2 separate regions of the Homo sapiens genome follow, and region 2 is linked to region 1. The links are chromatin loops, found by intact Hi-C in ENCODE. Cell type or tissue: Caco-2. All regions are shown on one strand. Each heading gives the region's core, and the rest is flanking DNA. Links, peaks and the distances in the headings are about the cores only.

What was found. Hi-C counts contacts between places; a loop is a spot of excess contacts. Peaks named below come from ENCODE experiments on the same cell type or tissue, not always from the same donor. Only the 100,000 strongest peaks of a DNase experiment are listed, where the experiment ranks them.
Region 2: it touches region 1 in a loop (7-fold over the local background); 3 of 110 quality-filtered maps call a loop at or near these places.

What each region holds. Positions count from the first base shown.
Region 1 is chr13:32,908,870-32,914,259 of GRCh38, forward strand. It overlaps LINC00423 (long intergenic non-protein coding RNA 423), which reads right to left and starts at 2,783. Exons shown (of 5, transcript NR_047020.1): 1 at 2,154-2,783; 2 at 1,768-1,851. In Caco-2, for the core only: a CTCF peak has its summit at 2,857 (motif pointing left); a DNase peak (open chromatin) is centred at 2,872.
Region 2 is chr13:32,787,939-32,793,328 of GRCh38, forward strand. No RefSeq gene overlaps it. Among named protein-coding and RNA genes, the nearest start is that of LINC00423, 120 kb to the right of the region's middle. In Caco-2, for the core only: a CTCF peak has its summit at 2,960; a DNase peak (open chromatin) is centred at 2,913.

The sequences.
Region 1 (5,390 bases), core at 166-5,165:
ATGAACATAAGAGGAATTCTTCAATAATTTAAGAGACAGGCCAGAACAAAGGCTCCTCCAAAGAATGAATGTTTAATGGCATGTTTCCAGAATGTAGGCTGCAGGAGAATGTGCACCCGGGGTGGGAGTAGATCAAAGGAAGGAGGTTAAATTATGGTTTATTTCTCATCCTTTTGTAGAACTCTTTCTGCAAGACATAGTTTCTTGGAGGATGTACCAGTTATCAATTGCTGTATAACAAGCCACCCTAAAACTGAGTGGCTTAAAAAGCACAGTGATTTATTATCTCTAAGGATCCTTGGGCTGGAAATCTGGGTGGTTCTGTTACTTGTCTTGCCTGGGCTCACTTACTGGCTGTCGTCACCTGGGAGTTTGGGGCTGAGGGTCTAAGATGGTATCACTTACTGTCAGCAGATGGTGCTGACTGTGAGATGGGGTGTCTCTGTTCTTTTTCACACAGTCTCTTATCTTCCAATAGACCAGAATGGACTTCTTCACAGCATGGTGGTCTCAGGGTCCTAAGACCTAGCCTCTAGAACTTGCATGGTGCTACTTCTGCTACATTCTATTGGTCCAAGTGGGTTTCAAGGACCTTCCAGATTCAAGAGGTGGAGAAATAGACTCCATCTTTTAATGGAAGGATCAAAGGGACATAGACCCAGAAAGCCATGATTCACTGTCATTATTATAACAATCTGTCACAACAGAACAGGGGTCAGATGAATGGGGATGAGGGGAGGGCTAGAAGATGGGGGGACAATAATCTAAGAACTGAAGACAGAGACTTCCTTTAGAATCTTTGTTCCTGTCTGCAATTATAGGATTTTCATGTGTCAGCAAAGGATAGGTTGTCTCTAGTTATTTGTTTCTGGGGAAATAGGCTCAAAGGGATGTATTAGTGAAGGAAAAATAATCAATGCTAGCAATTTTATTAATGTTTGGCACTTGGGGAAAATATGTAAAATGGAAAAGCAGAACAAATAAGAATACCAAAGAGATGTGGGGAGGTTATGTACCCAGATGCAAGTACACTAAAACAGAAGATTTTATCAGGAAATTATATATACATTATATGCTATATGTATATATTTAGCATACACATGAAATTCTTTCTTCTATAAGATAAAGTCAACTTAGGGTTGAAGCTTTTAAAGGTGGTTTTCCTTTTTATAGCCCTGCAATTTAGGCAGGCCATCACAGGGCAAAAGACATGTGGGTCCTTTTATTCAAGTCTCTTAGAGTCACATTCATGAATTTCTTATACATAGTCAGGAAACATGTAACCCTTTATTAAAGGAATTTAACCTAAAATCCACTATAAACTCGTTTTTTTAAACGTGACTTTTAGAAAAAATTCTCGTAGCACATTGTATACCTTTCTCATCAATCTTAAACTTTTCCTTATTCATTTTCTCTGAATCTAAAATCAATAGTCTTTCCAAGCAGTTTCTGTCTTAGCAGCTACTATCATTTGTCTGTTGAAGCCACAAGAATACTTCAGTCTTCCTTCCGAGGTTAGTGGACTTCATTAAAGAAATAGCTTTAGTTTTCTTTCCAGCATGCCATGTCTCTATTTTCTTTATCATGCGGAAGTGAAAAAATGTCAAATAAAAGAGGAAAGAAGTCACAGAGATCATAGTTGTGTCTTTATCCACTGCTAGTTGACCCTTGAATTTATTTTTGCAGAACTTCCTCATCTTTTCCTCCTTTTAATTGATTTCTCTAACCAGAGCTAGTATGAGTCTGAATGAAACATAGGCAGCTTACATTTTCTCCATCCGTCATAATCGATAACCACTTCCTTATAAGCTGTCGTAACTTCAGGCTTCTATGGCAACTTTCTTGGTGGACCTACAAGAATTTTTAACAGTTTGAAAACCAATCTTAAAGGTTAGAAAGGGTGACTCACACCACTTTTATTGTATAAATGCCTTCTTTATTCCTTGAGCCAGGACAACTCAAGTAAATCAGGAAATAGGCAAGAAAACAAAAATCACTCATTTGGAGATGATTACTCTGAAATATATGTCTTAACTATGCCCCACACTGAGACATCTTTTTGAAAAGTGTTCTAGTTAGTTCTAAATGAACTTACCTAATTCTCTTTCCTCCACAGCCCTCAGATAACACAAGCAATGGCCCTTCTCACTCACCAACTCAAGCAACGGTGCATCTCCACCTGGTATTGTGGTGTGGCAGGTCTATGTGGCAAGGGTTTTGTCTCCGTACTCTGGGTGAAGGTGTTGAAGATGATCCTGAGGCCTCAGTTCTCTGGAGGGAGTCTTGCGGGTAGTTAACTTCTGCTGAATCTCAGTATAGCAGTGCAAGGTCAAAACCCAAAATGCGCTCAATCTTGAGTTGTTGAAGTTGGATGAAAAGTGAAGTCATTATTGGGCATGACATCTGGTGTTTCAGTCCCAAGGCCACAAGCAGAATGTTACAATCTCTGAAGCTTAATGATTTTGCATTTCATGTAGCAGCTTAAGTTTTTCACAGCCTGAACTCAATTAATTTTCACAGCCCACTGTGGAGGTGGAGAGGGAAGTGCCATATATTTTTGCAGTAGGTGTGATAACCTGTCATTGATCACTCATTTGATGAACACCAAAACTTTGCCTGCACTTCTGGGAGGACAAAGAAGCCTCCTAACTGTCTGGTCTGTGGATCAGGTGCCGCAGGTCCTCTGCTCTAGACTATCAATCTTTTCAGCTGGTCATTTGGAGGGCATTACAGGGCAAACCATGCGCAGTTGAGACCAATTGCCTGTGCCCATGGGCAGAACTGTCTGTTGATGGGCAGAAAGGACAGCTCTAGATAACAAGCATGTGAACAACACCCCCTGGTGTTGGTGAGGATGGATCAGCAGGCATAGACATAAACTGCTGTCAGGGCTGTAACAGGAGCAGGCTTTCCTACCAACAGTGCTCAGGCAATGGAGTATCAGTGTGGTGATATATCATTATTCTAATTGGCTGTTTGGGTTTCATTGTATGGGTATGCTATAATTTATTTAATCAACATTTAAGTTGTTTCCAATTTTTCACCATTACAAAAATGCTTAATGACCAGACTTGTATATCTTTCTCTGTCACCTTGACCCATTATGGCTTCGGGGGAAAAAAAATCCCACGAATGGAATTGTTGATTCAAACTTTAAAATACTAATACATAGGGTCAAGTGACCATCTAAAAAGTTGTGTGCTAAGATTATAAATCAATTACCTAAGTTTTATTTCAGTACTTTAATAAAAATGTATATTTTTATGTCTAGGTATTTGCTCCTTCTGAAGCTTAATTTGGGCATAGAGATTTGTTATTTCTATTTTTTCCAAATGATTAGTCAGTTTATCCAACCCATTTTGTTGATAGTCCACCTTGATCATATATCAAGTTCTCACACACACATGAGTCTGTTTCTGAATTATGGATTCTGTGCTATTGGGCTTTCTGTTATTATATAATGGTTTAATGTTTATACTTGTATGCTTATAATATCCAATAGGACAAATGCTCTCTCATTAATTTGCCTGGCTATTTATGCATGCTTATTCATTCAGAAGAAATTTGAAATAAATTTTTTTCCATAACAAAGAAAAAAGTCCCAAATGATTTTTGATTTGGATTTGCATTAAATTTAGTTTTATTTCAAAGAATTGTTATTTTTACAATATATAGTACATGTTAAAAAAGAGGATGTAGTTTTCCCTGCAGTCAAACATCTTATGTTTCTCAATAGAATTTTCTTATTTTCTTCACATGTCATGCACATGACTTATTAAACTGTATTCCTAGCAGTTATATATATATAAAACTATATATTATATTTATACATATGTGTTATAAATGTATTCCTAGGAGTTATGCATATATATAAAATACAGTTACACACATATAGCTCTATATAGATAATATTTACAGATAGATAACATATATAGTAATATATAGATAATATTTACAGATAGATAACATATATAGTAATATATGTTATATATTTATATATGTTATAGCTGTATTCCTGTATATATGTTATAACAACTGTACATATGTTATAACTATATTCCTAGGAGTTATATATAATATATAAACTATTATACATAAAATATATATGTAGCTCTATATATAGAAATATATATATATAAAACTATATGTAATATATATAACTCCTAGGAGTACAGTTATAACATATATATAATATTTATATGTATAAGTTATACATATATTACATATATTATCTATTTGGTAGAGATGGGGTTGCCCAGGCTGGTCTCAAATTCCTGAGCTCAAGCAGTTCTCCTACTTTGGCCTCCTAAAGTGTTGGGATTACAGGCATGAGGCACCATGCCTGGCCTGGAATTTTATATTTTTTGATTTTATAATTCAAGGGATTCCCCCACTCCCAGTTATAGGTCTCTAGCCTGCTCCACTGGAGTCGGCTAATCTGCTTGGCCCCTGGTTGTGCAGTCATCCGGGAGCTCCACTCAGGACTTTGAACTGACACCTGCAAGGGTCGGCGGAGTGAAGAGGCTGGGCCAGGCCCTCTGCCTTCTCCTCTTCCTCCTTCAGTCCTCATCCACCTCTGGTTCCAGTGTGTGGAGCAGGCTCTGTTGTCCTAGTAAATAAAGAAGAATCAACCAACTTCACAAAACCCCCCAGAAGTGACCAGCCATAAAAATATAAGCTTATTCCAAATACCTGGGACCCTGTACCTGGAGTCGTCTGCCACAGGGCAGGTCAGATGTCCCATGGCCGAGGGCTCAGGAGCTGTGGCTGGCGGCTGGTAGCAGCACTGGCTTCTTACCTTGGCCGTGGCCCTAAGTTCCCACATGTGGGAAGTCAGCCTAGTGTGCCATGTGGGAAGTGTCCAGGTTCTTCCTGGGGACACTCTTCTGCCTACATATGTAAAGAGACAGATTTCTGGGGTGAGAAAGGCAGCTCCAGCTTTTAGAGGAGCCAGGAAATCTCCCCAAGGCTCTGACCTGAAGAAAGAACACTCTCTAGAGAACAAGGGAGCTCAATCTTTTTTTAGTTCTGATTTCTATCTCCGTCATTAAAAATCAAGCTTTAAAAATAAGACCCTATCCATTATGTTTTAATAATCATCACTCGGGCTTAAAGTGACTAATAATAAAAGGTTTTTGTTTAAATATTAAACACTAATGGTTTTGTTCTGCTCTTGAGAACTGGAGGCAGACAGTTGAAAATGGGTTCACAGTGTGCCCTGGCCCTGGGGTCTGGGCTGATGACTAAGGTGACCCCTGGGAAATGGCACCTGTAATCGGAGGCTTGACTGTCTCCCACACTACCCTTACCTTGGCCCATGTCACAGTCCCAGGCTGCCTCCTCGCTCTGGCAGCAGTGTGGGGCTTCCCAAAAGGCTTTTGCCTTTTTGT
Region 2 (5,390 bases), core at 146-5,145, 120 kb before region 1:
CTAAACTGCAGTTCATCTTGCCAACTGGTTTTGTTTTGATTCCTATTTATTATGTCTTAGGCTGTAATCTCATCCAGACCTGATTCTGAGACCAAGCTCTGTGTCTTCTTGCCTTACTTGCTGCTTTTGACCTCTTAAACTAGAGCTTATCATTTTAAATGGCCCAACTTGATTACACTGTAGATAAGACTAAATACTGTGACTCTGAGAAAAAATAAACTTTATTTGTGCGACAAATTATTTGCAGCTTCAGCTCTGATGAGTAATTCCCAGTCTGTGTCCCTTACTGACTTCTGGACTTTAATTATGATCTCTGGTGACTGATTATTTGTTTTACTTATTTTTATTTTTTAGAGACAGTGTCTTGTTCTGTCACCGAGACTTGAGTACAGTGATATGATCATACCTCACTGCAACCTTGAACGCCTAGGTTCAAGCGATCTTCCTGCCTCACCCTCCCGAGTAACTAGAACTTCAGGTGCATACCACCATGCCCAACTAATTTTTAAAAATATTTTTCATAGACACAGGGTCTCCCTGTGTTTCCCAGGCAGGTCTCAAACTCCTGACTTTGAGCCATCCTCCTGCCTCGGTCTCCCAAAATGCTGGGATTACAGACATGAGCCACTGTGCCTGGACTAATTACTGATTATTTGTATTTCCTGTGACTTCATCATCCTTTTCTGTTCCCACTACAGCCCTTCTACCCACCATCATCATTGTGATACATCATTTTTTCAATTACCTGGGATATAGACTATCAAGGAGTCCTGATTATTTCACTTTTTAAACCAGAAGACATTTTACTTTCCATGCTATTGCAACTGTTGAAAACAGGAGGATTTAAATAACTAGGAAACTTCAGTTAAGGGGGAGTGGGGAGAAAGCCTAAGTTTATACCACAAAGTAGGAAGAATATCCACCAAATATTTTTGGACTAAAACCAAAATAAATTGGGATAGACTTCTGAAGCTCGAGAATGAATTCTCTGAAAGCGTCACCACCCTGAAAAACACACTCGAAGATCCTCTGGTAGGTGTGACAAAGATGATTAAAGGGCTTCCACTGGGCCCAAGACACATTTTGGACACCCCTGCAGTAACTCAGTTCATTCATCTTAAGTGACAAGGGTGTGGAATTGATGAGAAATCTCATTGAAACACTGCACTTTCTGCATTCTAGCCTTCAAATCCTGAAGTGAGAAATCACCAAGGAAAATACAGCTGCACAATCCACTTGCAGGTGGAGACTGAATTCAGCTGAGAGAAACAACAGATGGGTCTCTAGAGAACCCATGACAGGCTTCACTGTCAGCCATGCCTACCTCATACTCTACAGAGGCAAGGCAAAAACTAAGGATGGGATCTGCCCCCTACTCCTCAGTGAGATTGTATCATGAAACTCAAGTTGAAGCTACCAGCTGTTTCAGGTGGCCAATCTCTTACAATGTCATGGATTTTGTAAACAGAGGGCCTAGATAGACCTGCCATCCTCAGAAGGCGACTAGTGGCAAAAAGGAATCAGCAGGGGAACTATGAATAGTTACCACAACCCAACATCTCTGCCCTCCTACAAAAGAAAAAAACAGCTATCAAAAGAATATCCCAGGAAAGACTTCAGACATTCTCCATACTCGCAAATAAATTAGAGAACTTGAATTCTGAAAAAGAGCTCAAAGAACTAATGATGAGATAAAGATGAAAACTGATTGTGCAGAAAGTCACATATCAAAGTATATAAGGGATTAAAATAAGGTAGATCTAATAGAGATGTTAAATATTGTAATTTTGAAACAATACACCTTGTCAAGAAACTGAGTCGTATGGAAATTGGCTATCAAGCCAAAAGAATCTCAAATTACAAAATTAAAAATGAATTAAAATGAAATATCTAATTACCTGGAATTTTAAAAAATATTCTCAGATCAAGGGAAAAAATGACAAATATTTAGAAAGTAGCTCTAATAAAAATACGTATTAAAGGCAGTATATAGCTATACTATATATATGGCTGAGACTGTGGCTTTGCAGCCATACTCTGGGTTTCATCCTCAGTTTTGCTGCTTACCAGTTGTGTAACCTTGAGCAAGTTGTATAACCTCTCAGAGTCTCAGTTCTGAAGGATTAAGTAAATTTAAAGAAGTACATGGCACAGAGTAAGTGCTCAAAAAATATTAGCCATTGCTAGTATTTTCCAAGATGGCCAGTGTGGCTAGAATGGAGTAAAGATGGAAGAGCTTTATATGAAGTCAGGGGCGTGGAAGCACAGATGTAGGACCTTGTGGACTATTACAAGGACTGTAAGCAAAAGCCATAGGGCTTTTGAGTGAGATGGGAAGCCACCTGAGGTTTTGAAGAGAGGAGTCATATACTCTGACTTCCATTTTAAAACGATCCTCTGGCTAGTGTGAGGGGGGAGGGCTGAGGCAGACAAGGAAGCGGTTGTGCTAATCTGGGTTATCTGTGACTGGAATGGCCTTGATGGATGGGATGGTAGTAATGGATGTAGTGAAAAGTGGTTGGGTTCTGGATATATACTAAAGGTACAGCCAACAGAATTTGCTGATATATTGGGTATGAACTGTGAGAGAAAGCACCTGGCCCAAGCACTGGAGAGAGGAGTTGCCATTAACTGAGGGATACCTGTTATTACCAGAAAACAAATCTAAACCGTAATAGGAGAATAAATAGTCTTCCCTAAATACGGTTGGACTCTGAATTCTCCAAGAAGTTATGAGCTGTACTTAACTCATAGCTGACCTCTGTGGGAATCAGCCTGCGCCTAGATCTCAGTGGGACTGGAGCCTAAGCTGGCTCCTGGGGATCTCTGTTCACCTTGTTCATGGGACGATAGCCCCCAGCCTACAGGAACCTTCAGATGATTGGACAGTGGACAGTCACGCATATCTGGCAGATGGTGCAGGAAGAAACCGCAAGGTGACACTTCTCCACTAGTAGGAGTATGGGATGAGAACTCCCTCTTGTGAGATCACCATTCAAGTTGGAGAATACTGAACCTTGATTCTGGGGATCAGCTGGCTTCAAGCTTTCAGAGGGGCTAGGAGCTGTCCTTGGTGAATATGGAGAGGAACAAACTGAGTAAAGGCAAATGTCAGAGGAAAGAATTTGTCAAATGAAATTATGTTCATTGTGTAATCTCACCTTATTACTACCTCATTCAAACTGATATATTTGATGTGATTGGATTTGTTTGGGCATATTGGTGGAGAAACTAGATTCCCTGTACTTATTGACACAAGGCAGAATTGGAGCCACAGAGACACTGACGTTAGTGTTTTTGGTATTTAGTGACTTGTGAAATCACAGGTGACTTCTGATAGTGCAGACTTAGGGCACTATTGGGGTGGGGGAAAAGAAGGCAGAAGCCAGACTGCAGTGGGGTGAGCAAATGTGAGTTCAGGAAGTGGAGATAGTGGAGGCTGATTTGGAGAAGTCTGGATGAGGAGGAACAAGGAGATGCCTTTTTTTTTTTTTTTTAAGGATAAACTATACTTGAACATTTTTTCCCATTAAACATACATGTATTGGGGTACCTGCCCACAGCCTTTTTAATCTGCTGTGGCACATTGCCTCTACTGAGTTGCATGATCTTGTCTTCCCTCTGATCCTACCTCACAGAGAAGAGTAGCCCGTTCACAATGACCTATGTATTGTGTGACCTGTTTGTATTTTCTTGTAGGAATTTGAATTAAAAGACACAGACAAGTTTCCAGTGAGTCATGGAGAGTAAATAAAAAATCCACGGGCTACTCTGGGCCATATGTGAGAGGAATTTAAGGGAAAGCCTGCTGCAGGACAAAGGTGGGTGAGCAGATGTGTGGAAAGAAGAAGAGAAGTCCCTAGAGATTACGTGAGAAAGAGGTGGCCTCGATCTGAATCCACCCCTGCACCTTCTGAGCACTGTGGCCTTGCAGTAACCACCTCCCCACTTCCTGTTATTCAAACTGGTTTGAAGGGATTTCACTTTCTCCCAGATGAAAGGACCCTGACTGGAGCAGTCTTGCTCGGACCTCTTCATCTTCAGCCCCTGTTTGTTCAGATGTGTTGTACAGATAAATACCAGAGTGTGTGAAGATGCTGTCTTACCAGGTTATTCTTTTCTCTTTTTAGAGACAAGGTCTTGCTCTGTCACCCAGGCTGGAGTGCAGAGGCGCGATCACAGCTCAGTGCAGCCTTGCACTCCCGGGCTCAAGCAATCCTCCCACCTCCATCTCCCAAGTAGCTGGGACTACAGGTGTGTGCCACCACACCTGGCTAATTTTTCAGTACTTTTTGTAGAGACTAGGTCTCACTATGTTGCCCAGGCTGTTCTCGAACTCCTGGACTCAAGCAGTCCTGCCTCAGCTTCCCAAAGTGTTGGGATTACAGGTGTGAGCCACCCTCCCTGACCTCCACCAAGCTATTGTTCTCCCGCTCACAGCTGTCTACTACACAATGAAGTATAAAATCAACAAGCCTTTCACAGCCTGCCAGAATATGGCTTCATCCTACTTTCCAAACTTTTTCATGGTATTTTCTGTTAACTTTACTTCTGCCAGACTGACTGTACCTGTCGTTCAACACACTGTATATCTACACCCTTAGTCCTGGCTTACATCATTCTGCTTGTCAGTGATCTAGACCCTTTGTATTCAAAGTGTGGGTCAAGCAGCAGGATGGGCATCACCTGGGAGCTTGTTAAGAATGCAGAATCTCACAGCCCACCCCAGACCTCCTGAGAATCTGCTTTTCAGTAAGATCCCTGGATAATTGAAATTCACCTTAAAACTTGAGAAGCATTGGTCTCTGCTGCCTGTGCAAATATCCCTTCTGCTTTAAGTCCTAGCCTAGGGGTTGTTTGTCCCATTATATTTTTTTCTGACCATATAGTGATAGTGGTTCGCTTCAACCGGAATTCCTATAGCACCATGAGAAACGAATAGTAATAGTTTAATTGAGTACTTGCTGTGAACTGATCACTAGAGTAAGCATTTTATATGTGTCGCTTAATTACTCTTTACAACAATCCTATGAGGTATGTTTATCACCATTTTACGGATAAAGGAACCAAGACTTGGAGAGTAACTTGCCATGTTCACACGGCTTGGGTCAGAGCCAGAATTTGGATTTAGATCTTTCTGATTCTTGAGCCCACAAAGCATACATATCTTTATAGTAACAAGACTGAGAAAACCAGTCACACTAGAGCATATGACTCTAAATGAATACCTCAGAGTATTAACTGTAATGACTTGTCATTATCATCTTGCTAACTTACAGCTATGAAATTATCTGTAGAGGAAATTAACAATCCATTAAAGAAACTCTGATTACTTTATGGCCAACCCATGCATAGCCTATGCCACTTCTTAGTTTTAGTGTTTTCACCAT